Linked DNA regions of Mus musculus: all the other regions are linked to region 2. The links are chromatin loops, found by intact Hi-C in ENCODE. Cell type or tissue: left cerebral cortex. All regions are shown on one strand.

Region 1 (8,000 bases), 67 kb after region 2:
AAGACCATCGACCCAAATGATCATGGCCAAAATAATTAAAGCAAAATTTTTGGGTTTTGTTTTGTTTTTATGGACAGGGTTTCTCTGTGTAACAAGCTGTGGCTGTCCTGGACTCACATTGTAGACTAAGCTTGGCTTTGAACCCACAGAGATCCACTTGCCTCTTCTCCCAAGTGCTGGGATTAAAGGGTCACCCCAACTGGTAAACAATATTTTTTTGTTCATATACACACCCTCTCCCTAAAGCAGGATTCAAGAGGTCAGCATTGGACATGGGCAAGATAAGGGTTTTTATAGCTCAGGGGTAGGTAGGGGGCTTCCAAATGAGGGGACTTGGGTGACAAATAGGCAGAGTTACAGGAGCAGCATGATGAGTTGGTCATGACAGCAGGTGCTTGCAATAAACTTTTGAAACAAAGCACTGGTTGCTGTTTCCTGGAACAGGCAGTACAGAACCATTTGCAGGGTTTCAGGTGGGGCACAGCCCAATCCTTGAGAAACAGATTTACTAATAAACAGGAACGAGTCTAGTTTGTCTTTATTTGTAAGATGGCTTTCAAGCCCAAGATGGAGGCAAGCTTGCTCATAAGATACATAGCACTGGACTCTACACTACACTGCTGCCTAGCCTGCAGTGTCCTTTCCCCCTCACAGACATCAACAAGCACCTTCTGGAATGTTAGACATGCATCTGGGGTGCCAGGCAGACTGACACCCAATGCCAAGTGTTTCAGCAAGGCAAGTTTAACTTTTGCATAGAGAAGGCTGCACTGCTGTGAAACTCCAGCAAGCAAGTGGGAAGTCTGGTGTGGTTTATTCCTAATACATGGGCCCTGGGTCTCACCTGATTGTTGAGAACCTGGCCTTATGCCATTAGCAAATCCAGAGAGACAGTTTCTAGGGAAAAAAATGAAACTTTTAAGTGAATTGCCTTTATTTCAGGAGCTGCTCATGCAGGAGAGACAGTTACCAAATGGTGTCTTCTCTAAGGGAAGTTCTCCTTTTCTTATTTAACCCTCAGATTAAAAGACAATATATCACATTTACTGTGTACCTCCACACAAGAACATTTTCTGTGACTCTAGTGAACACAGTCTCAGGTGCCAGGGTTACTCATCATGGGGAGTGAATTTACATCAAAGGAGGCATTGGTGACCATTCTGTCCCCACCTGCTTCCCTGCCTTCTGTAGGGTCAGGGATCCTGACTGCAGGTTGTAAACCCTTATCACCACCATCACACACCTTTTCTCAGAGAGCTGTTTAAGAAAGGACCCCAGACTCTGCCACATGGGCCCTGATTCCTCTCTTCAGGAACCCTGCCATACCTTCTGTCTCTGGTGCTGGGGACCAGACTTTCTTCAGAGCCCCTACTGTGCTGTTACCTGCCATTAATAACTTTTCTCATCAACTCCATAAAACCCCCAAAAATCTATCCTGGTGTACTTGAACCCAAATGTTAGACCTCTCTGATGAGGGATCTCCCCAAGAGAAGGCGAAAAAGAGGAAGCGGGCAGTAAGTCAGGACTGCCGTGCAGTGAGCATTTGATGCTTCCATAGACAATAGAAAGACAGGGAAAATGATGGGGGTGTGGGCGGGAAAGCACGAGAAAAGTCTGGCTTGCCTGTCTGTTGGTGGAGTGAGAAAACTTCAGAGACACTGGTAAAGCCCAAAGCTTTCACTTAGGGACAAGAGGTGCTTCCCAAAGATGTCTCACCAAGGACAGGGAACACACTGCAGATATGGGGCCAGTGTGCTCTCTAACCTTGGGTTTCTAGAAGCAGGCAAGCGTCTCACCTGAGCAATGACCCCATGAATCCACCTTACACCCGCTTACAGAATGAAGGCCTCTACCTTTTAACCTTTTATGCTTCACTCACTGGGTAACGAAAGGGGAAGGGCTTTCTTTGCCACCTTACAGATAGAACTTTAGTTGCCAAAACCCTACGTGTACCCGTTGTAAAGACACCTGAGCGTGAATGGCTCTGGAGAAGCCGTTGTTTGTGTATGTCCTCTTCTTTCACTGGTACCCTCCTTTCTAAGAACCTCTGAAATGTGGTTCCAATTTCTTCACAGTTTTTCCAAAAGTCATCTGGCTTTTTTCTAATTTATAAGTATTTTTGCCTGCATGTATGAATATGCACAGTTTATGCTTTGTGCCCAAGGAGGTCAGAAAAGGGCATCAGATGCCCTGGAACTGGAGTTAGAGAAAGTTATTACCTGAGTACTGAGAACCATACACAGGTTCTCGGCCAGGGCAACAAGTTCTCGTTCTCTCTCTCTCTCTGTGTCTCTCTCTCTCCCTCCCTCTTTCCCCCTCTCTCTCTCCCTCTCTCTCCAAACCCAGTCCCTACTTTTAAGATAAGGTTTTACTTTATAGCACAAACAGGCCTCAACTTCCCAAGTGCTAGGATCACAGGGAGTTTGTCTAGTTATGAGTGCCCTAGCTTGGCTTGTGGCACCTTAGTGTAGTTTTGGGGTACAGCTTTCCCAACAGCTACTGATATTGAGCTTTCCTTTACATTCACATAGGCCATCCAGATATTTCTGGAGAGATGGCTAGTCAAATCTGTTGGGTTTGCTTTGTTCCACTTCCTTCTCTGCAGGGTCTCATCTGGCTTGTGCTAGTTTCAATCTCACCACATAGTCAAGGACTTCAAAACTTCCAGTCCTCCTCTGTCTCTATCTCCCACATACTGGACTTACAAGTGTGTGCCACCATGCCCAGCTTCAAATCTGTTGTCCATGTTAAATAAAGCTAGCTCTTTTTAGTATTGAATTGTATTAGGCCTCTAGCTGCCATCCTGTGTCCCTGTGTGTGTGCCTTATCTCAGCTGGTCTGCCTGAGTGCCCAAGACCCCCTGAGCAAGCGTGAACCTTAGTTCCCCTTTCAGCTCCATTTCCACTCCGACAAGATGAAAGAAAACTCGCCAAGCTGCAGGCACAAGTGGGCATTGGTGGGAAAGGAACCGCTCGTGGAAACAAGAAGGTGGTTCACAGAACAGCCACAGCAAACAATAAAAGACTGCAGCTCTCCTTAGAAAAGTTAGGGGTAAACAACATCTCTGGTATTGAAGAGGTGACCATGTTTACAACCAAGGAACAGGGATCCATTTTAACAACCCTAAAGTTCAGGCATCCATGGCAGCAAACACCTTCACCATTACAGGCCACGCTGAGACGAAGCAGTTGATAGCCATGCTTCCCAGCATCTGAAACCAGCTGGGTGCAGACGGTCTGACTCTTTTAAGCTCTGCCCAGACAGTCTGTGGATGGAAAGCACCACTTGCTCCTGGAGAGGAGGAGGAGGATGCAGTTCCAGGTCTGCTGGAGAATTCTGATGAGGCTTCTAAGAACAAAGCAAACTGAACTGCAGCAACCTCTGAAGAAGGCGACCCTTGCACAAGTTACAGGAGCTGCTATTTTATATCATGACTGCTTCTTAAATTTCTTTTTTGTTTATTATGGAGCTGATAAAATCTAGATCTCTAATATTTTTAAGCCCAAGCCCGCTGAACACTGCCGCTCTTTTCAGTTTTTGCTTATACCTAATTCATTCTTTGCAGCAAATTAAGCTGAAGAAGCCTGGGAAAGGCTGGAAAAGGTTAATAAAATTCTTTGCCTAGTTAAAATAATAATAATAATTTATTAGGTTTTTGTTGTTGTTTGAGACAGGGTCTCACGACGCAGCCCTGGATAGCTTGAACTTGCTATGTTGCCTAGGCTGTCAGAAATTCACAATGACCCACCTGCCTGCTGATTACAGGTATGTGCCACCATGCCCTGCTGCCATTTTGATAGAGGTGAGGCAGAAGGCAGAAGCAGGTATACTTAAGACTGATTGTTTGTATTAAAAAAAAAAAAAAGGCACAAGTCTGGGGGAGATCCAGAGGTGACTGTGCAAATTAGACAGTGACTAATGAAAGTGGTGGTGAAAACCACAAGGAAAAATGGAAAGATCCAGACATGGTACTCAAATATGGACACGGAGTAAGATTGGGTAGCAAATACAACCACCTCCGGTTAAAAATGAGGTCTGAGTGCAGTCACTGGTTTTATTGGGCAGCTCAGACAAGTTCTGAAAACACCTGTTCAAAAGGCACTCAGCTTTTGGGTTGAACAGCTTCCTGCCAGTTTCAATGGCTCAGGTGAGTATCATTACTCTTGGCCAGCCAGTGTAGCACAGCTGGAAGGCTCTAACTGAAATCCTCGTTTAGAGGGAAGAATGGGGAGAGGGCAGGGGCATATAAGACTCGGGAAGGAAAGGAAACCTGCAAGGGTAAGGAAGCTCCCAAAACAAGTTTCACAAGCCGCATCCCAAAGAAGCACCACCCACTCAGGGAGAGACTCTAATAGGCTGAGCTGCCTGTCAGTCATGCAGCAGAGCTGCTGTTCCCTGAGTCATTGGTCATCGCCCAGGCTGAGGTAGGCTTTTCCCCGGATGATACCACCTTCAATTCACTCATGCTCCTGTTGTAAGTAACCCCAATAAGCTCACTGGTCCACTGCCATAGCCTTGGGTGAACTGGTTCTTGGACTGTGGGTAATGCCCTGTTTGAGGTGAATAGACATTTGTTCACACGGCCTCAGGGAGTCACTCTGAGGGTCACTACGATACGCTTGATACATACATACTCGCAGGCCATAGAGTGATGTAGGCTGCTTTGCACGTCATCCTAAGGCCTTGTCAGAACAGGTATGTGAGGTTGGAAATTCTGGGCTATAAAAGTGAGCAATCTCAAGATACCACAGTGTTTCTTCATAAACCGAAGCTGAATAAGCAGAGATCTTATTCTCTGAAATAGGGAAAGTTGCCATTTTCATAGTAACACCAGTAAATAACTTAGTTTTTAAATTCACCAAGCAGCTTGGTGAAAGCATTTATTTCAGTAGAATAAACAACAGCAGCAGCAGGGAAATGTAAAGTGCTACATCAAAGCCCCACCCACGTACAGAAGGTTCGGTTGGCTCATGGGCCAGACTGCTACAAGCAAAACAGGCAGATTTTTTTCAAGCATGCTATTTGAACTAATTTGATGTGTACTCATGTGCTATGCTGATCAGTGAAGAAGCCTTGAGTTCTGAACTCTGAGAACTGGGGAAACAAGGATTGAAGACTACCTACCAGTTTCTCCCTGGTTTGTGCCTTATACTGGATCTAGGGAGTTAACCTGAGGCTCTGACAACAGAGGCCCTTTCTAGGAGCTCACTAGCTCCAAGGTGGGGGTTGGAGGACAATTTTTAAATAGCATATCAGGGGTAAAAGCAAAATGTACCACTTTGATATGTGTATCAGGTGCTAAAAAATACCAACACACGTAAGGAGGTAGCCAGTTAGCAAAAGTGAGGGGGTGGATAAGATCTTGGAACAACCCTCGCCACCTGGCACAGGGGTCCATGTGGACACAGCAAGATGGCAGAGCCCCAAGGCTAGCCGGGCCTGACTTGGGGAGGACTGCTCTAGCACACAAGCCATCTCGGCCTGGGGCACACCATCAGGGTTCTTCTCCTAAGTGGGAAGGCCACCCAGGCTTCCCATTGGCTTACTGACTTCTTACTAGATCATGGACCCCAAGTTTCTCATATTATAAACTAAGACCTCAAAATATACTTTTTCAAAGCAAGAACATTATTTTTAAAATGGTAACCTATAGTCTTCCTTACATGAAGTCTTCACAAAGTCCTTGGCCTTTCTAGATTTTACCAACCTCATCAATAAACAATCCTTAAATAACTATAAAATCTACTCTATTAAACTGGGAGATTATCGTCTAGCACTCAGTGCCTTTTAAAACTTTAGGTGTTGGGATAACAACAGTAACAACAAAACCTGACTACCAAATACAAATGAAAATTATCTTCAGTGGTAACAGACCACAACATCACATGACAGGAGTGAAAATTAAGCTCACCTTTAGAATGATTTTGTGAGCTGTTTTTTTCTTGCCCATAATTATATTTAGTTAAAACACCATGAGGACTTTACAACTCCCCTCCCACATATACTTAAAAGACATATGAACTGACCGTTGTGGACTGAGCTAGAACCCAAACACCATTTATATTCAGTTGTCCTTAAAAACAAAAACAAAACAAAAACTTCTAAATGGGCTTTGAGAGCATGATATATTTAAAAGCTGGGGACTGCCTATATTTTCCAGTCAAATGGGCAATGTGGGGCCCTCGACAGTGCCCTCAAGGTTGCTGAGGGAGCATGCTGACGACGACGTTGTCCTAAGCAGTCTCACTAGTCACTGAGATGACAGAGCTACACGCGTCAGCATGGGGGGACTTGCTGGCGCCAAGGCAAAGATAGACTTTTCATGAAATTTTTCTTAGGCCTTGACTAGTGAACAATTCTAAGTAAAGGTTTGTTGTGGTTAATCTATCACTGTTATTTGGGCCCTGAGTTTTTCTATTAAAATCTGAATACTAAGCATATTTCTGGAATAATGAAAAGCTATAGTGATTATGAGCTGGGCATATAATTCAAACCATGTACAAATGAAAGTAAAGACTCAAACTTTAAGATCTCCTTACCTACTTGTAAAAGAAAAATAAAACAACTTCTGGCTTGGACCCTTCCTTCCTTGAGACAGGTTATGAAAGCCCGCTTTCTTTTCATTTGTGTGCATATTGGAGATGGTGCATACCAAAGTGGCTACAAAGTCTTTCCTCTTCAAGTAATATCCAAAAACAAAAATATAACAAAGATCTTCATGAATGTCTAAAATAAAATTATTCTCACCACACAAAGTTTCAAATACAAAGTTCACAGAGTGGGCACTCCCCTGTCTCTACTATAAATGACACTTCTCAAGAAGCTAGTGAGCAGTGCCCCTCCCCCATCCTTCATCCCTCTTGGTCTATATAACTAAAGACAGTACTCAGCAAGGGAGACTGAGTACCCAGTAATACTCCAATGTGGAAACACCTTCTTTTATCTGAAAATGCAAAGGACTACATAGAAAAGCAGCTTGGCTGTGAGCAACCACAATAAGTTACTTGTTTGTGACGTAGATTAAACAGTAAGACAAGGAACTATGGCTTCCAGTCCATAACCTAGGCAGGACAAACTTTTGGACCACAGCCTGAATGTCTACTTATAGCAAATGAATTTATAACAATAAAAAAGTAATGGAGGGTAAATACAAAATAATCTTTTTGTAAACAATCCTTAGGTTATACCCAATGCAGAATGTTTAATGAAGCAACTGAGTCACAGCTCTTAAGTCACAAACCAGCATTATAACTCAAAGTCAAATATGTACTCATTGGCCAGATATATTCGTCGGAATATAAGAGCCGCCAATGCTAAAGTCAGGATGATGATCAGCATGGCGGACCCGCCGTGCTCTGTGTGGTGGGCTCTTGGTGGCTGGCCTTGGAGCACATCGGGGGAAGTGGATGGCCTTCTCTGACTCTGTTGCTGGGCTCTGCGCTGCCGAGGGCTCATGGAGGTATTCTTAGGAGCTGGCTGGGTAGGTTGTGGCAAGGGTGCTCCTGATGGATTCTGGGCGCCATACTAAGAAATGATAAGAAAATCTGTTTGAAATCGGCCCCCAAAAAAGTTGTTCATGCACTTGTTAACAGTTTGAGAATACCTAGAGTATTAAATATGACTAAGGCAAATTTAACTAGAACCATCTGAATTCGGAGACTAGGAAGCAATCCTGATGAATAAGCCAGAAACCCAGCTTATCCTGAGCTCTGTGAGGTGGAGGAGCCCATTTCCCAGCAGCCAGAGGCCTGGTGTGGCTGTTTCTCTCCAGTTGGTAGACACAGGGACAGCAGTTTCCGCTCAGCATCTGGGCACGATTCTTCTTTCAGAAGATCCTGAGGGATACTGATTCTTCAGTATTACCTTACCACACTGACACTCCTTCACCAACAACAATAAGGAAATAGTTTTAAGCCATAAGTTTTTCATATCGGTATTGTAAAATGTGCTTGTTTTCAGACACAGCTTACCCTTTTCCAGAGTCCAGTGAACTAAAACCC
Region 2 (8,000 bases):
CCAGCGCCACATCAGCCAGTATGCTGCCATGATTTCCATCATGACGACAATGGACTAAACCTCTGAAACTGTCCTTTGTTCTTGCGCGCGCCCGACTTGACCAACAAGAACGATCTTGTGCGCGCCGCACTCGACCAGCAAGAATGACGCTGCAACAGGATCCTTCTGCACACGTTTATTGGGAGAGCTTGATTGCAGAGGTGAAGAGACCCCAAGCCCAGAACTGGTGCTGCTTTTATAGGCCTAGGAGAGGCGTGTCTCACACCCGGATTGGTTATGCACTACACCTCATTTGCATGTTCCTCATCTGATTGGCTACTCTCTCTCTCTGTACCTCACAGAGCCTCATTATCATACCTCATTTGCATGTCTCACATCTGATTGGTTATACTTTCAAAGCCTCATTATCATGCCCGGGCCAGGCAGTGTCTTTGCAAAAAACTTTACTGCATATGTACACATTGGTTGTTTGTCCAAACTTATGCGTGGTGGCCAGCAGTAGTCAGTGCCACTCTGCAACGGCACATGTGGCTTCCCACAGAACGACACTGCAACAGGATCCTTCTGCACACGTTTATTGGGAGAGCTTGATTGCAGAGGTGAAGAGACCCCGAGCCCAGAACTGGTGCTGCTTATATAGGCCTAGGAGAGGCGTGTCTCACACCTGGATTGGTTATACACTATGCCTCATTTGCATGTTTCTCATATGATTGGCTACTCTCTCTCAGTACCTCACAGAACCTCATTAACATACCTCATTTGCATGTCTCACATCTGATTGGTTATATTCTCAGTACCTCATTAACATGCCCGGGCCAGGCAGTGACTTGGCAAAAAGCTTTACTGCATATGTACACATTGGTTGTTTGTTCAAACTTATGCGTGGTGGCCAGCAGTAGCTAGCACCACTCTGCAACGGCACATGTGGCTTCCCACATCAAGAGCTGCCTTCATCGTGGTGTCTCTTCACAGCAAGAAAACCCTAAGTCAGACTGTAAGAGCTAGGGGATCAGGGAATTTTCTGTGAGATAGTAGGTGGGTGATAGTGAGCATTAACCATACCCAAAGAATTACAGACAAGCAAGGAATTCTGGGAGTGGGAGAAATCTTCAGGAACCAGCACACCAATGGTTCTCAATCAAATGATTAACCCTGAAAATATACATACAAGTAATATTATACAGACTGAGGAGGCCATATTTATGTACTTAGTAACTTATATATATACATATGTATATGTATATATATATATATGTGTGTGTGTATATATATTTGTGTATCCCTATATATGCATATATAATATATGTATATATTTCTAAATGTATAAATACATGTCACATATAAATATCATGTGGTAGTTTTTCTTTGAGACCCTAAGAAAAAGGAATTCGACTGAACATTACATACTAGAGGCAAAATTCAACAGAGTTTCTTGGTCTTGGTTTCCTTGTCTCATTAGGATAGCAAACAACAGGTGATTTCTAAAGTGCAGTCCAGGATCCTTCTGATAACATCTAGACAGAGGCACATTTGGAATTGTTCAGTACCACATGGCTCAATTTTGCTAAGCAAACTGAAAGAGGCTTCTGTGGAGAATAAGAGTCTTGGAGGAACTTAAGGGAAAAACCAATAGAACTCCATGGTGACCCCAATGTCAGCCCCCTTGACAACCGTTCAGCTACAGAAACCGAGGCAGCAGATGTGACGCCTCCAGATGGCAGTGTGAGCTCAGCGTGGTTGGAGAGTCGCAGTGCCCTGCTGATATCAAGGATGAGCGACAAGGGGAGATGTTCTCAGACTGAATGCAACAGAATATTTAAGACAATGCAACACACCTCCGAGGAGTGTGAGCATGAAGAGATTTTTGGATGCTAGATTAGGAAATGTTTTTCTAGGGCTTAGTAGATGAGTCCATTGCTGCAGTGCCTGCGGCACAAGCTTAAGACCCTGAATTTGAGCGTCCTGGTTACACAGAAAGCCTAGGCCTGGGTATATAACCTTGGCACCGGGGAAACAACGTGGACAAGTGGATTCCTAGAGCTCACTAGCCAGTTTAGCCATTCCAGGTTCAATGGGATACCCAATTTTAAAAAGGTGCAGAGTCACCAAAGAAAGTATTAGCCTTAACCTCTGGCCTCCACAGGCACCTGCACACCCCCTACACACATACCTTGTCATTCAGGACCTCCTCCAAGTGACTGGCACCATTTTCTGGAATTCTGCTGGGCCGGCTGGCAAAAGATTATCATAGTTGGGCAACTGACTGCTTACCTTCCCTCTTAAGTCCCTTTCCTGAGTATCCGGCCATCCTTCCTAGTCAGCTGGATGTAATTCTGCCCTAATTGCACATGCCTTGAGGTCTTGGGGAGGACAGAAATACTAATGTAACCTGTACTCTTCTGCCGTAATTGAGTGGCAGACACAGTGACAAATAAGGGAAAGATTTGACAGAATAGGATATGCCTGACTCTCAGAAGAGAGAGGAGAGGGAAGCTACTTAAGAGAGAGAGAAAAGAAGGAAGAAGGCAGTTTTACTGGGACAGACAGGTTATAGAGAAAGAACATGCTAGACACAGGTGAAGATAGAATAAGCCAGAGAATGAGAAGGAGCCAGAAGATTAGAACAAATTGCCAGAGTTAATATGAAGCCAAGCAGAGCAACTCAGTGAGAAGCTGAGAGAAGCCAGACTGAATCAGTCAGCTTGAAGATGCGTCTACATGAAGGACAGGCTCATAGCATCTGCGGAGATTTTATAATAAGGCCTCTTCTTCCACCAGGAGGCTCCCCTCCCAGAAATGAGAGGAGAGAGGCTTGTTATAGAACCCTTTCTGTGTTGGGCCCTGGCTGTTTTCTGCAATTACAAGAGCTCAGAAGGCTTTTGTTTTTGAGCCTCTCTACTGAGTCATATGGTCCACCAACTCACGCTGATATGTCATGGAAGGAGACAAAGTTATCACACAGCAGAGATGCCTGAACACCCATATGTATTGCGGCACTATCCACAGTAGCCACACGACACCAAGAGGTTCTAGTGGAATCAGGCATGTGGAATTCCATACGCAGTCAGCTTAAACTCCCATCAGTGCATCACAACTGGATAGCCTGGCACACAACTACACACATGCACACATATAGTAACTCAGCCATAAGTAAGAATGAAACCACGTGGTTTTCAGGAAAGGGGGTGGAACTAGAGATCAAGTTGAGCGAAATGAGACAAACTCAGAAGGACAATTGCCACGTGATAAGGAATCTAGATTTTAAAAAGAAAACATGAAAGTGTGAGAGAGATTTTAGGAAGAGCAAGAGAGCCAGGAGATGGGGGCAAGGGTGATGGAGCAGGAATATGATCAAAACGTGTTATGAATGTGTAGGAAAGTCACAATGAAACCCCTTATTTTAGGTGGATCCTCCGCTGGGCATGGCTGCTTGGGGAGGCAGAATGTGGAAAGTTTGACCAAGCTTACCCGACCCTGGGCTGTAGGGAAGCGCGGAGACGCCCTCCTGGGGCAGGAAAGCACAGTCTGAGATGCTGGAAAGTCTGAGTTGGTTCAGGGGTCTCCAGGCCTGCGATGAGGCCAGGGTCATGGGATTCTCAGACTCTTGGACATCCAGGTGCCTCTGGGAGTGGCAGACAAGAATGGAGTCAGGGTTTGAGGCCTGGGGACAACGTCTAGCCTGGGGCTGAAGAGATGGCTCAGTGATTAAGAGCACTGGCTGCTTTTCCAGAGGTCCTGAGTTCAATTCCCAGCAACCACATGGTGGCTCACAACCATCTGTAATGGGATCTGATGCCCTCTACTGATGTGTCTGCAGAGAGCAACAGTGTACACATATAAAATAAATCAGTCAGTGAAAGATTCTTCTGAGCCCTGGGTAAATACGTTTCTGTAAATAAGTCAGACCACTTTCCCCATTGTTCATCCTTGTCCCAAACATTTAAAGCTACTGTACAACACTGCTCTAAGGTGGCATCATTGAACATAATCTGCTGAGTTAATTCTTTACCCAGCACACTAACCTTCACCTAGCAACTGATTCCTGGCAATGTTAATGCCTCTCGAGTCCTATTGCATTGCTCCATAGCTCTTCTCTCCACCGTATCAACCATTGTAGTTGAGGGCCAGGTCGTAAGATGGCTGACATGAAATCTTTCCAATCTTTTGGAATTATACCATTTTGCATGGGCCAGTTATTAAGCATCTGTTTCACATAAGGTGATTGTATGCCATAAGCTACCATTGCCTCTTTAAATCTTTTTAGATCTAGCATCTCTATGGGCTTCTATCCAAAATCTTCACAGCCTTGTATGTTTCTCTCACCTGGAGCTGTCTTATTGTAGTTGAAAGAGAAAGAAAAAAGAAAGAAAGAAAGAAAGAAAGAAAGAAAGAAAGAAAGAAAGAGAAAGAAGAGAAGAGAAGAGAAGAGAAGAGAAGAGAAGAGAAGAGAAGAGAAGAGAAGAGAAGAGAAGAGAAGAGAAGAGAAGAGAAGAGAAGAGAAGAGAAGAGAAGAGAAGAGAAGAGAAAAAAGAAAAAAATCGTTGTTGGTCTTCTAATGGGACTAGACTGCCACCCTGAAATATCACCACTAGGTGGCAGCATAGGCTTTCGATTGGATTTCTCAGACCTAGCAAGACAATTCTTTTTCTGATTTGAAAAATCCTCTAATTTCTGTTTTATTGCTTTTAATCTAGCATTCCATCTCTCAGTTCTTTCCTTATTTAATTCTACTTTACTTTTATCTTTCTTAGAACGGACATAAAAAACTGCAATTATTACCAAACACATAATTAGATCTATGTTTATAATTAAAACAAACCTATACAGGGTCCAAACACCCTCTGACAGTGTTTTCCATTTATTTTTAACTCCTTCCCTACTCTTCCTTCAGAGACTTCACTTTATTATATTTAAACTTAGTATTTCTTTCTTTGACGGTCTATAGTTTCCTATTTTCAGTGTTTATGCACACTTACAAAATATTTCCAATTACTTCTCTTTTACCACTTTCAATCTTTGATAATTATTTCTGTACTTAAGTTTCTTTAAACTCTGTCCTCTGCAAATTGCCCGTTCCGAACATGCATTACTGATTCTGAGATCTTCAGCCTTTGTTTCTTTCTAGAAAGGTGCAGCTCCAGGTACGGGGCTCAGGGATGTGTTAGGTCCTGCCTGGGAGCCTGTGGTCTCCACCCACTGCACTTGCAGCAGCAGCTGGCCGGAGAAACTGCAGCGGCCAGGTGACCTATGCCCACCTGAGGCGCCAGCAACCGGCCAGACCAGAAGGGGCAGTTGCCTGAGCTGCACCATCTCCTTCTCTTGGTCTCTCCTAGGCTTTTGCAGTCGCCATGGCTCCACACTCTTGTGCCTGGATTCTCTCGTCTGGCTCCTGTGTCTGGAACTCGTGGCCTAAGCCTGAATCGAGTGCCTAAGTTTGGATTTTGTGCCCCACATTGGTGTGCTAAATATTGCGGTGTTTTCACGGACCTACTTACCTTTTAAATAAGTCAGAAGAGTTCTAGATAGTTTAAATCTTCAGGCCTTGCTGGGACAGAGTCGCAGCTAGCTTTTAACTTAACCTGACTTCCCGGCACTGTGTCCCCATCACAGGCCATCTCTTCACTTCCCTGATCCATCCCACTCTCCCGTCTGTTTCCTTCTAGTTTCCTGCCTCTGCCTGCCCAGAAGTTCTGCCCATTCTTTCTGCCCCAGCTATTGGCTGTCAGATCTTTATTATGACTAGTCAACCATAAGACAAGGCCGGGTCCATCTCTTGGGATTGCCTTTAGGCAGTGAGGGCTGTTTGACCTTCATCTTTGGGGTAGGTGTGGAAGAACAAGCATTTACAAATAGAAAACCCAGTAATGGGCCAAAGAAATGACAATACCAAAGCCCTGCCAGCACTTAGCTCTCAGCCAGTACAGAATTAACAACTGAAAATACAGAGACACATCTTAAAACAATGTGAAGAAAGGTCACTCCAACCTGTGCTGGTTTATTTCTTTGTTTGAGGGTGAGGCAGGGTCTCACTTGTAACCCTGGCTGTACTCACTGGCTGGGGACTCATGTGTAGACTAGGCTAGAGAGATGGCTCACCAGTTAAGAGTAACTACTGCTACAACTCTTTCAGGTGACCCAGGTTCAGTTCCTAGCACTTACGTGGTGGCGCACACAACTGCCTGTAACTCCAGTTCCAGAGGATGAACCAGGCTGACCTCATAACCACAGAGACCCACCCACCTCGGCATCCCAAGTGCCCAGATTAAAGGTATTGAGAGGACAATATAAGCCCCATTTGTCCCCATTTAAAGACCCCATTTTCTCCCATTTTGAGTACCAGACCTGATTTCAAAAAAGGCCTTAAGGCACCAACTTCAGGAATAGACCGTGAGTCCCAGAAACTAGGTCATAAGACACCAGCTCTAAAAACCGACCACAAAATCCAGAACAAGATCATAAAATCCTCTCCAAAGAACAGCCTGGGGACAACCACAAAAACAGGGAAATATCTTATCTCCAAGTGGGTCATCTGCGCTGGACAGCCCTACGTCATCACATGATTGCACGCTCATGACATAGGAATGTAGACCACTTATCACCTGTGACCCCCTAGCACCCACCAGTCGAAAGTTCAGATTACCTAATCCTTCTAGAGGGTTCCCCCAATTCCCTAGAAGAAGGCCTGCATGCCTTTATCTGGGGTTACCACTTCAAAGAATGGTTGACCCCCGCATGCTGGTTGTTTCTGCAGAATAAATACTCTTTGCTTTTGTATGCTATCTGAGTCTGGGATCTTCCTTCAGCAATTTTCAGACCTATACATTAGATGAAGTATATGTGATTTTTTTTTAAGCTAAAAAGCACAGAGATAGTTGGTGTCCCAAATACATGCAAAAGATAAATTATATGAAATTATAATGAAGCACATTAAGATCCTATGTAAACCTAAAGACGGTTTTATGTGCTTTAAATACATTAAACTGGCTTTAAGGTTACAATTTTATTCCATAGTTTCTGATCTTGAGGGTTGTATCATTACTGAGGCTTGATCAAAATAAGAGTCGTGATTTCTCAAAGAAGTCAGTAGCGGTCAAAGATCAACATTCACACACTTCAGTAGATGAGGACCACAAAGCAGAGACCACTGTTGTGGGACTCGGATGCCATCTGCTGACCTTTGCAGCCTCTAGGTTGATGGAGCATCAGGTAGACGTAAGCGGATTTATACTGTCTCCGAAAGACATTCGGATTTGTCAGGGGTCTATGAAATCAGGTCAGGGTTGGATTTCCTTGCTTTCTGGAGTTTTCTGATTCCTTGCTAAACTGTTGTGTCTTGTAGAGGGCCACAAAGGCCTGGACAGAAGAGGTTTCAGGCCATTTTCCTGGCCAAAAAAACAAACAAACAAACAAAAAAAAATGGGTGCAGGGCAGGGTTATCATCATAGTGTGTGTGGCGTCTGAGAAACAGGTAGGTGGCTGAGCCATCTCCTGCCTGCGGAAAATGGGAGACAGTCTGGGGCAGCAACTAATAGCCAATTCCTATGAATCTGTTCTAACAGGTTTCTTCTCTCTTGGGCTCACTTCATGTTGAGGCTGAGCAGACATGAGGTCAGGCGTTGTCAGCCCGTTCTCACTGGACCTGTGTTCAGCTGTGGTATTTACAGTGTACCCCCAAAGTAACCCGCTACTCCGCATCTGCTTCCTTGTTCCAGTCAGATTCTTTGATCATTACGGGTTTTGCTTGATTGGTTTGGGCTTTTTGCTTATTTGGCTTTGCTTTTTTGAGATAGAATCTTAAGTTGCTCAGGCTGGCCTTGAACTTACTCTGCAGTACAGGCTAGCCTTGAACCTGTAATGCTCCTTCCTACCTTAGCCTCTGTAGTGGGTAGGATTACAGGCCTGTTCCATCGGGCTTAGCTTTGACACACTAGTGTTCGGTTTGGGATACATAAAAGGTCTGACTTCTGTTCCCGTGTCCAGCCTTTTCTCTCAGTAATCTG
Region 3 (8,000 bases), 370 kb after region 2:
TTTCCCATAATTTAAAATCTTAAATTATTTTAATTTAGAGAAATACTCTATGACTGTGTATACTAGAGAAATATAGAAAATTTGAAATAATAAAAAGTATAAAATTAACACATAAACACCAGCATCATTTTTAAAAATTTCTTTCTAGTTTTCCCTTCCAAGAAAAATAAACTTCGATTGGTATTAACTTTTTGTTTGTTTATAGACAGGTACACAGACCAAAAAACACTCCACAATTTGTCTCCTGACTTATTATATGTGTATGCCTTATCCCATTCCTGCACAAAATAATGTAAACTTAAACAAAACAAAATCAAACAATTATCATATCAAAATACTCTTCAGAAATCATCAGCAAGTCCCCATTTAAAATCAAACTGGAGGGGGCTGGTGAGATGGCTCAGCGGTTAAGAGCACCGACTGCTCTTCCAAAGGTCTTGAGCTCAAATCCCAGCAACCACATGTTAGCTCACAACCATCCATAACAAGATCTGATGCCCTCTTCTGGAGTGACTTAAGACAGCTACAGTGTACTCACATATAATAAAATAAAATAAATAAATCTTTAAAAAAAAAAAAAAATCAAACTGGAAAGGTCAATCCTTCCAAGACTATTATCGTAACAAATGGCTGAGCTGCAAAGGTCCTGGAGTTAGGTTTTAATCTAAAGACCTACACAGATCAGTATGATGCTGTTGGCGTACTAACAAGTTTGATTAAACACTCAAGAGTCAGCTTACATAAGCTGTGCGAACGTACCTGTTCCTCATTTTCTATCCGGTCACTCACATCCTTCATGCCCTCGCCATCTCCGATCCCACCTCCCTCGTAGTCATGGAACTGCGTTGCTCCCTCTCCTGCGGAATCTTCCATCAATTCTTTAGGTAAACAAAACCCCTTGGGGGAAAGAGTTAGCAAATGTTATAATCTGGCTGGAAATGCAGCAGATTTTTGACATTCTTTTCCCTCTCAGAACTGGCAGGGATCATGCAGTTTCACAGTTTTGAGATTTTAAGTAAGACTCTAACTTTGTAGACATCTGGTACACAGTTATGCTACATTGCCAAGACAAAAACCTGAATGAAATATAGCATCAGGATAGGTAGAATGGTTACTCTGGAGAGGGCTGAGCACATCTATGAACAGAGACAGGCTCAGTCACAGTCACAAGTAACAAAACTGATTCCTCTGGAAAGAAGCTTGAAAACAAACACTGAGAGTAACGCCTCTTAATAAGAAATTGTATTTAACAGAAAACATGCTATCGGTCAGGCCAAGGATAAAAATGTACTAAAAACTGAAGTTACTAATTATCAGAGGAGAGGCCCAAGAACACCACCACCATGACTGTGCTACAATGAAGCCACTTCCTAGAAACTCAGTGCTTAAAAAAATATTTATTTGCTTATTTTATGGATATGAATTCACTGTAGCTGTCTTTATTCACATCAGAATTGGGCATTGGAACCCATTACAGACGGTTGCGAGCTACCATGTGGTTGCTGAGAATTGAACTCTGGAAGACCTCTGGAAGAGTAGCCAGTGCTCTTAACAGCTGATCTATTTCTCCAGCACCTAAACTCAGTGCTTTCATTAAAATCTAAACCTACTACTGAAGTCCTGTGTCACATCCACACCAAAGGTCAGCACCATTCAGAAAGGCTGGATGATTCAGACACTCGGCACTCACTTTCTTTTTTTTTTTTTTTTTAAAGATTTATTTATTATATGCGAGGACACTGTAGCTGTCTTCAGATGTACCAGATGAGGGCATCCGATCTCATTACAGATGGTAGTGAGCCACCATGTGGTTGCTGGGATTTGAACTCAGGACGTCCGGAAGAGCAGTTGGTGCTCTTAACCGCTGAGCCATCTCTCCAGCTCCCGGCACTCACTTTCAAGGTGTGTACAGTTTTAGAAAGCTAGCTGGAAATGCTTAAGTATTTTCCTACTTAACTACACTATCATTATTTTCTAACATTCATTTATTTCTGTGTGTGTGTGTGTGTGTGTGTGTGTATGAAGGTAGTTGTGTATATGTCATGATGCATGAGTGGGGAAATGTGAGTTGGTTTCCCTCTTCAACCACATGGGTTTCAAGACTTAAAATTAGGCTGTCAGGCTTGGTGGCAAGTCCTTTCACCTGTCAGACTTGTTATTTTAAGAGGTGTTCAGCTATAGGCAGATGAATGTGTCCACATAGGAGTGGGATTCCCTTTGCAGAACACACCACTAGGTAGCTCTAATGTGGACAGCCACCATGCTGCCATGCCACTATGGAGCTCAGGCCAAGGCCCGTTAGCAGACACAGAGACGGCACCTCTACCACTGTACCTTATGTTTTCGTTATCCTTTGCACAGTTTTCTTCAAGAAGTATCAAGAAAGAAGATGGGCAAACCTGAAGACCAAGCCATCACTCAAAAGACACACACACTTATCTTCTGGATCTGAGACCTCGGGATAGCTTCCCACTCTCTAAGTTTAGGACTTTAGAGACTAAAAATGTTTAAGTGTTTACAAGTCCAGACTCCTATTCTGTTTTCTACGTCATTTATATTGTACTTAGTTGAAAAAGATCTCAGAATACTAAGGAAGAAATCAAAGAAAACCTTTTAAAGTCATGTGATGGTGTTGCTTGTAAAAATATCAGAAGTAGAGTCTGGGACTCAAGTTGGGACAGTGTCCAACTTGAGTCCAAGATCTGTACTTTCTACACTGCACCACGTCTGCTAGAGTTCACCAACTCTGAAGCAAAGGCGGGTCCACAAGCTACAGGCATGCTGCTTTCCACAGCAGCATATGTACCTTAATGAAAGAACAACTTTTTCCTCTTTAGCACCAGCAGCCCTTTTATCATTTAATCATAATCTGAGAGTTCAAGAAGACAGGGAGAAAGGCTAATTTAAGAGAAGGCAGCAGCCTTTAGATTGTCCCTTTGGTCAAGATGGGATTTGCTAGCTTTAAGATCTTACTGGAAACCTGTTTGGCAATCAGGTTCTAGAACAAGCCCTAAACCCACAAGGGACAGAGCACCTGCTGCTATTTCTGAGTCTATCATAAAAGCCCAGCAAGCCCTGGAAGAAGTGAAATGTCTGTGTGCGGTTCCATGGCATTCCACACTGACAGTCCTTACCTTCTGGGAGAGCTCTGTAAAGGTCTGGGCAAGCACAGAGAGCAGCTTTGCCGTGCTCCGGTGAGTGGCCAGCGATACGGTCAGGAAGAAGAGGACAAGGTCTGAGAAGCCACACAGGATGGGTATCAGGCGCACTAGCAAGCCACAGGACTGGCTGAAGACCTGAGACAAACAAATGCCAATCACTGTGCTTAAGAGGCCCTCCCTTTGGAGAGACGAGATGCTTTAGAACTAGATCTGCTACCGCTGCCACCGCCACGGCCACCACCACCTCTTCTGAGGCTGTATGTTACTGTGTAGCTCAGGCTGTCCTGAAGCTCACCAAGGAGCTCTGGTTGGCCTTAGACTAATGGTGATTCTCTTGCTTCAGCCTCCCAAGTCTGAACTATGATATCTTGCATTATTACTATTACTCTTAACTGCTTAGCTATCTCTTCAGTCTACCATTTTTTTAAAAAAAGAACTATTTATAAGTAAATTCTACCAATATACCAAAGTTGGGACTAGATGCAATGAAATAAAATGAGCCGCTTCTCTGGGCTAGTCAGTGTGACTACCGCTTCTTACTGATAGAGCTCACACCCAGGAGCATGGGATGGGGTGCGAACTGAGTCCAACACAGTAGGTGTTCTGGATGGCCAGCTCTTTTGCACCTATCGAGAGCAAATGTTCTGTCTTTTCAGAGCTTATCAATGACTAAAGCAAATCCAGTGAGCTAGCAGGCACTGGGTCTGCTAGGGGGTCCCCTCTCCTCACTTGGAGTGAGGTGAAGGACATTCTGCCAAGAACCTCTGGTTACCTTGTGCTTGGTTGTGTTGCCATCCTCACTGCAGGACTTGAGCCTCTCCAACAGCTCGGAGACAGAAGAAATGATTTTCTGGACGTGTAAAGTGCTCACACTCGCCCAGAAGTCGTCCTCTAAGAGCTTTGTTAGATGTCCTGGCTGCAGGCTCTTAAAACTTGCCTCTTCTTCTTTTCCCCCTAAACACACAAGCAGCAAAACTAACTTCTCAGATCTCTCCTCATGCAGCCTGTATCTAACTCTGTCTTTAGTTAGCCAGAGCCTAACTTAATTATAAAAGTTAGAACTACTGAGGTTATTTCTGCACAACTTTCAGACATACCATCCTCTTCTTGCAGTCTCTTGTCAACAGCACTGTCTTCTGCTTTCTTATTGTTTCTTTCTGCCAAGTTCTGGATGGTGCAGAGAATGGCCCGGATGGCAGTTTCTACTTGCTCTGAAAAGTCTTCAACAAAGCTTTCTTCCACCATCTGGTTTCCTAGTAAACAACATGGTACATAGCCAAGCCTAGCTCTCACTCCCTGTAATGTCTCTGGATCATGAGTAATACTCATGTGTTACTTTCCAAATGGCTGTTTAAGGAAAGTGTTCTATTATTTGCTATCCACTATGTCAATCTGTGCTGGATCCAAGGACAAAACCAGCAGCTTCCTTGCCTGCATAAACCTAAGAGCTTATCATTTTATATCACTGTTACCAAAAAAAAAAAAAAAAAAAAAGGTTTTTTAAAAAAAGCAACAATAGTTATGATGGAGTGTACAAACACCCGGTTTATTTCACATATTGGCCTTAGGCATTTGAGCTCAAGGAAAACTGCAATGGACGAGTGAGCCTCCGCTCCTCCAAGGAAGGCACAAACCTCCAACAGAGAGACCTGCACTTGATATCCCATCGCCTTAATTCTAAGTTCTCACCCTCTTGCTTGTGTGCAACGAACAGACGTGCTTTCCAGGCAGTGAAGTCATCGATGGCTTTGCTGACTTCTCCTCTTAGATAGTCCAGGCTTTCAACTAAGGCCATTCGTGAATCTGTTTGTTCAACCTCTATCCCTGGAAGAATGAACAAGGACGCTAGGCCTTGCAAATGAGCTGACACTTGGGACAGGCAATTCAGCCCAGAAGAGCAAACTTCAAAATCTTCCCTGCAACAGAAATATCACAATGTTGAAAGCCACACCTATTCCCCTCTCCCTCTAACAGCAGCAAACATGCTATGTCTCAAAGTTTACAGTTAGATATATGTCAAAGCACAATATGGGTTTGCTGAGTGACAGGATCAAGCACTATTCTTTTCATGATTCTAGTATAAGATATAAGTCTGTGCAAGCAAGAAATGGTCAAGACAGACACACTTACCATGTATGAAAGAGGGTCTCACAAGACTGCTGCCTAATTTTGTCAACACCAGCCTTCATAGTTTTAATAGTTTTCAGCATCTCTGTCAACCCTGCAGTTGATTGTTGCCAAAGCTGATCCTGTCTCCTCATCCGGCAAGCAGAAGGCAGCTGACTTGTAGGTACTGGGGATGGGTAGCTCAGATCAGAGGAAAGTAAGTCTGGCATTACTCCAGCTATTGTCTCTTTAAAATCAATGTTTTCCAGATGAGAGGCAGAAGGGTGTTCCTGAACTTGGGCATCTCTGTGGCCTACAGTTGGCTCTGCACTGGGACAGCACTGGAAGAGCCAGGAGAACTGCTCCAGGAGGATCTGGCTCTGCATGGCCAGGTGCTGCAGTCGCTCTGTCCACTGCTGCACACTGTCCTGAGGCGGGAAGGCCACGGGATAGACAGGGGGCCCAGTCAGCCTGCTGTGAATTTCTTGTACACAGCTGAGGAGGTTCCTGTGCAGGAAAGACAATGGCATCTTCACTCATGCACTAGGGTGTTTGAACAAGTTCAGTTTTTCATGAAACTAAGAAGTGTGCCAAGGTTAAGAACATGAGCACGCATGCACACACCCACCCACCCACGCAGGCCAGAGTTCCCTCTTTGCAGAGGTTAAGAAAACAGGTAGAAAAAACTCTGTATTAAAATGCCTTGCTTGTTAAACTAAACACATTCTTCAGTCTTTCAGAAATGGTCTCAAAACTTATGCCGTTATCAGCAGAAGCCTCCAGCCCTCTGCCAGACAGCAAGCAGTCACAGCACTGCAGTGACCTCAACTCTTACTACCTTGCAAATGTACTTCTCTGCTAAATGAACCCCAATGAGCTGAGCAGAAATAGAAGCCAAACTGAATACAAGCCAAGAATCTACTCAACAGATGCTAACAGCCTTCCTAACTCTCCCCCATCTCTTAACTATCTCTCTCTACTGAGGAGCAAACTGCTCTGGGGAAATCTAAAAGTCTGACAGAAGCCGACTCAACTCCAGTCCCAAAGTTCAGGGAGCGCCCCCAACCAAGAACACAGCCCTGACTACCAGCCTATGACAGTAAAGTTCTTGTTTCAGACTCACTTTACACAACTCTTTTTATTGTTTTGGCCTAGCCCTGAACTCAGTCCACAGACTGTTTTTGCCAGTAATGCCAAAGGCCTGCCATCAAAAGGAAGCAATGGGGCCAAAAGAAACTCTAGCTGCCTTTTTGGGCTCAAATTCACTTAATGGAGTGGAAGGTATCCATCTCGGCATGTCAAGCAACTCTGAGCTGATCAGCACAGATCTCCCTAATTGCTGCAACCAAACCTCCTTGCCAGAGCATACCTGAGGATGATCCACTGCTCAGTCAGTGTGGTCAGAGAGTGACGCTGTCGGATGAGCAGCTTCATCAAGTGGGCTGAGAACCCTTTGCATCTCTCAATGGTACCCATGCTGACTTCCTGGCAGGAAGAAGAGAAAGCGCATGCTGAAGGCATTGGGGACAGCCCCTGCCCTCCTGACACACGCACCAGAAGCTCCACCAGGAAACTATTTCTTTAGAAAACAAAATAAAAATTATTTTATGTGTTTAAGTGTTTTGCTGCATGTATGTACGTACATCACATACGTGTCTGGTGCCCTTGAGAAACTGGAGCTACAGACAGTAAGGAGGCAGCTCTGGGAACTGAACCTGGGTTGTTTGCAAGTTCAGCAACTGCTCATAACCACTGAACCATCTCTCCAGGCCCAAAAGCTATTTCTTGAAACAGAGGTTATTATCATATCCAGTGAGGGTGAGCGGCAGTGTGTGCATGCTCTCAGGCTCTGGCGCTCAGACTAGCTTTTGGAGATCACTGACATCCATGAGGAAGAACGAGGTACAAGACCAAAACAATGGACATGGATGGTCTGGTTCTCAACTCACAAGAGTAAAGTGAGCCTCTTAGCAAATGCAATGGAACGTCTAAGATGTTCTAGGATCCACACTGACTCATACTGACTTCGCCTTAACAAGTCTGTCAGTGCCTGGTAAGGACGATGCATGGATGAACACACAGATGCTTTCCCCAGCCCATGCCGGTCTACCTTGACAGGAGTTGCTAGTGCTGCAGTAAGCCTGGTGTGCCGTGCAAGAGAGCGATAAAAGTACTTCTGGCACCCATCCCACAAAGATGAAATTTCTGTGAGGAGCCTAGGAAAGAAATCAGGCAACTTATTGTATTAAAACCACAACAACTACCCTCTGAAGACCCCAAGGTCTCAAGATTTCTGAGAATATTTAGGTGTAACCCAGAATCAACCACTGAAATTGGTCTATCTGAGCGGGATACTTAGCATTGGAAGCATTACCAGTATATAAGCAGTAGCAATGGTCTGTTTTCTCCAGTGAACCCTTTATAAATTAATTTAGTGGTGGAAGGTATAGCTTATAACACTCATGTGAACAGGGGCTAATTGTGGTGTAAACGAGGAACATGCATGCACAAAATGGCAAAAGGCACAGACAGCTTAACACAGGGCCACACAGGTGCTAAGCTGATAAAAGTAAACAGGAAAGCATGTGTCTTTTTAGACGGCACAACCCAATCCCAGCCTCACGGAGCCCAAATGAAAACACAAGCCCATTTGGCAAGTTGTCCTCAAAAACTAGAAATGTGCTATGTAATTTCCCCATTTTTTTTTTTTTTAGATTTATTTATTTATTATAT

What was found. Hi-C counts contacts between places; a loop is a spot of excess contacts. Peaks named below come from ENCODE experiments on the same cell type or tissue, not always from the same donor. Only the 100,000 strongest peaks of a DNase experiment are listed, where the experiment ranks them.
Region 1: it touches region 2 in a loop (2.2-fold over the local background); 7 of 42 quality-filtered maps call a loop at or near these places.
Region 3: it touches region 2 in a loop (2.6-fold over the local background); 12 of 42 quality-filtered maps call a loop at or near these places.

What each region holds. Positions count from the first base shown.
Region 1 is chr4:33,049,206-33,057,205 of GRCm38, reverse strand. Ube2j1 (ubiquitin-conjugating enzyme E2J 1) reads right to left here. Exons shown (of 8, transcript NM_019586.4): 8 at 4,839-7,524. The coding sequence ends at 7,246. It also overlaps the pseudogene Gm11931. Among named protein-coding and RNA genes, the nearest start is that of Gabrr2, 9.9 kb to the left of the region's middle. In left cerebral cortex, no CTCF peak of the experiment used is centred here; a DNase peak (open chromatin) is centred at 4,958.
Region 2 is chr4:33,115,913-33,123,912 of GRCm38, reverse strand. No RefSeq gene overlaps it. Among named protein-coding and RNA genes, the nearest start is that of Gabrr1, 13 kb to the left of the region's middle. In left cerebral cortex, CTCF peaks have their summits at 3,838 (motif pointing left) and 4,593 (motif pointing right); a DNase peak (open chromatin) is centred at 4,592.
Region 3 is chr4:32,747,327-32,755,326 of GRCm38, reverse strand. Mdn1 (midasin AAA ATPase 1) reads right to left here. Exons shown (of 102, transcript NM_001081392.1): 77 at 7,378-7,483; 78 at 6,637-6,752; 79 at 5,292-5,774; 80 at 4,851-5,077; 81 at 4,259-4,414; 82 at 3,934-4,100; 83 at 3,135-3,296; 84 at 760-897. Among named protein-coding and RNA genes, the nearest start is that of Lyrm2, 49 kb to the left of the region's middle. In left cerebral cortex, no CTCF peak of the experiment used is centred here; a DNase peak (open chromatin) is centred at 4,423.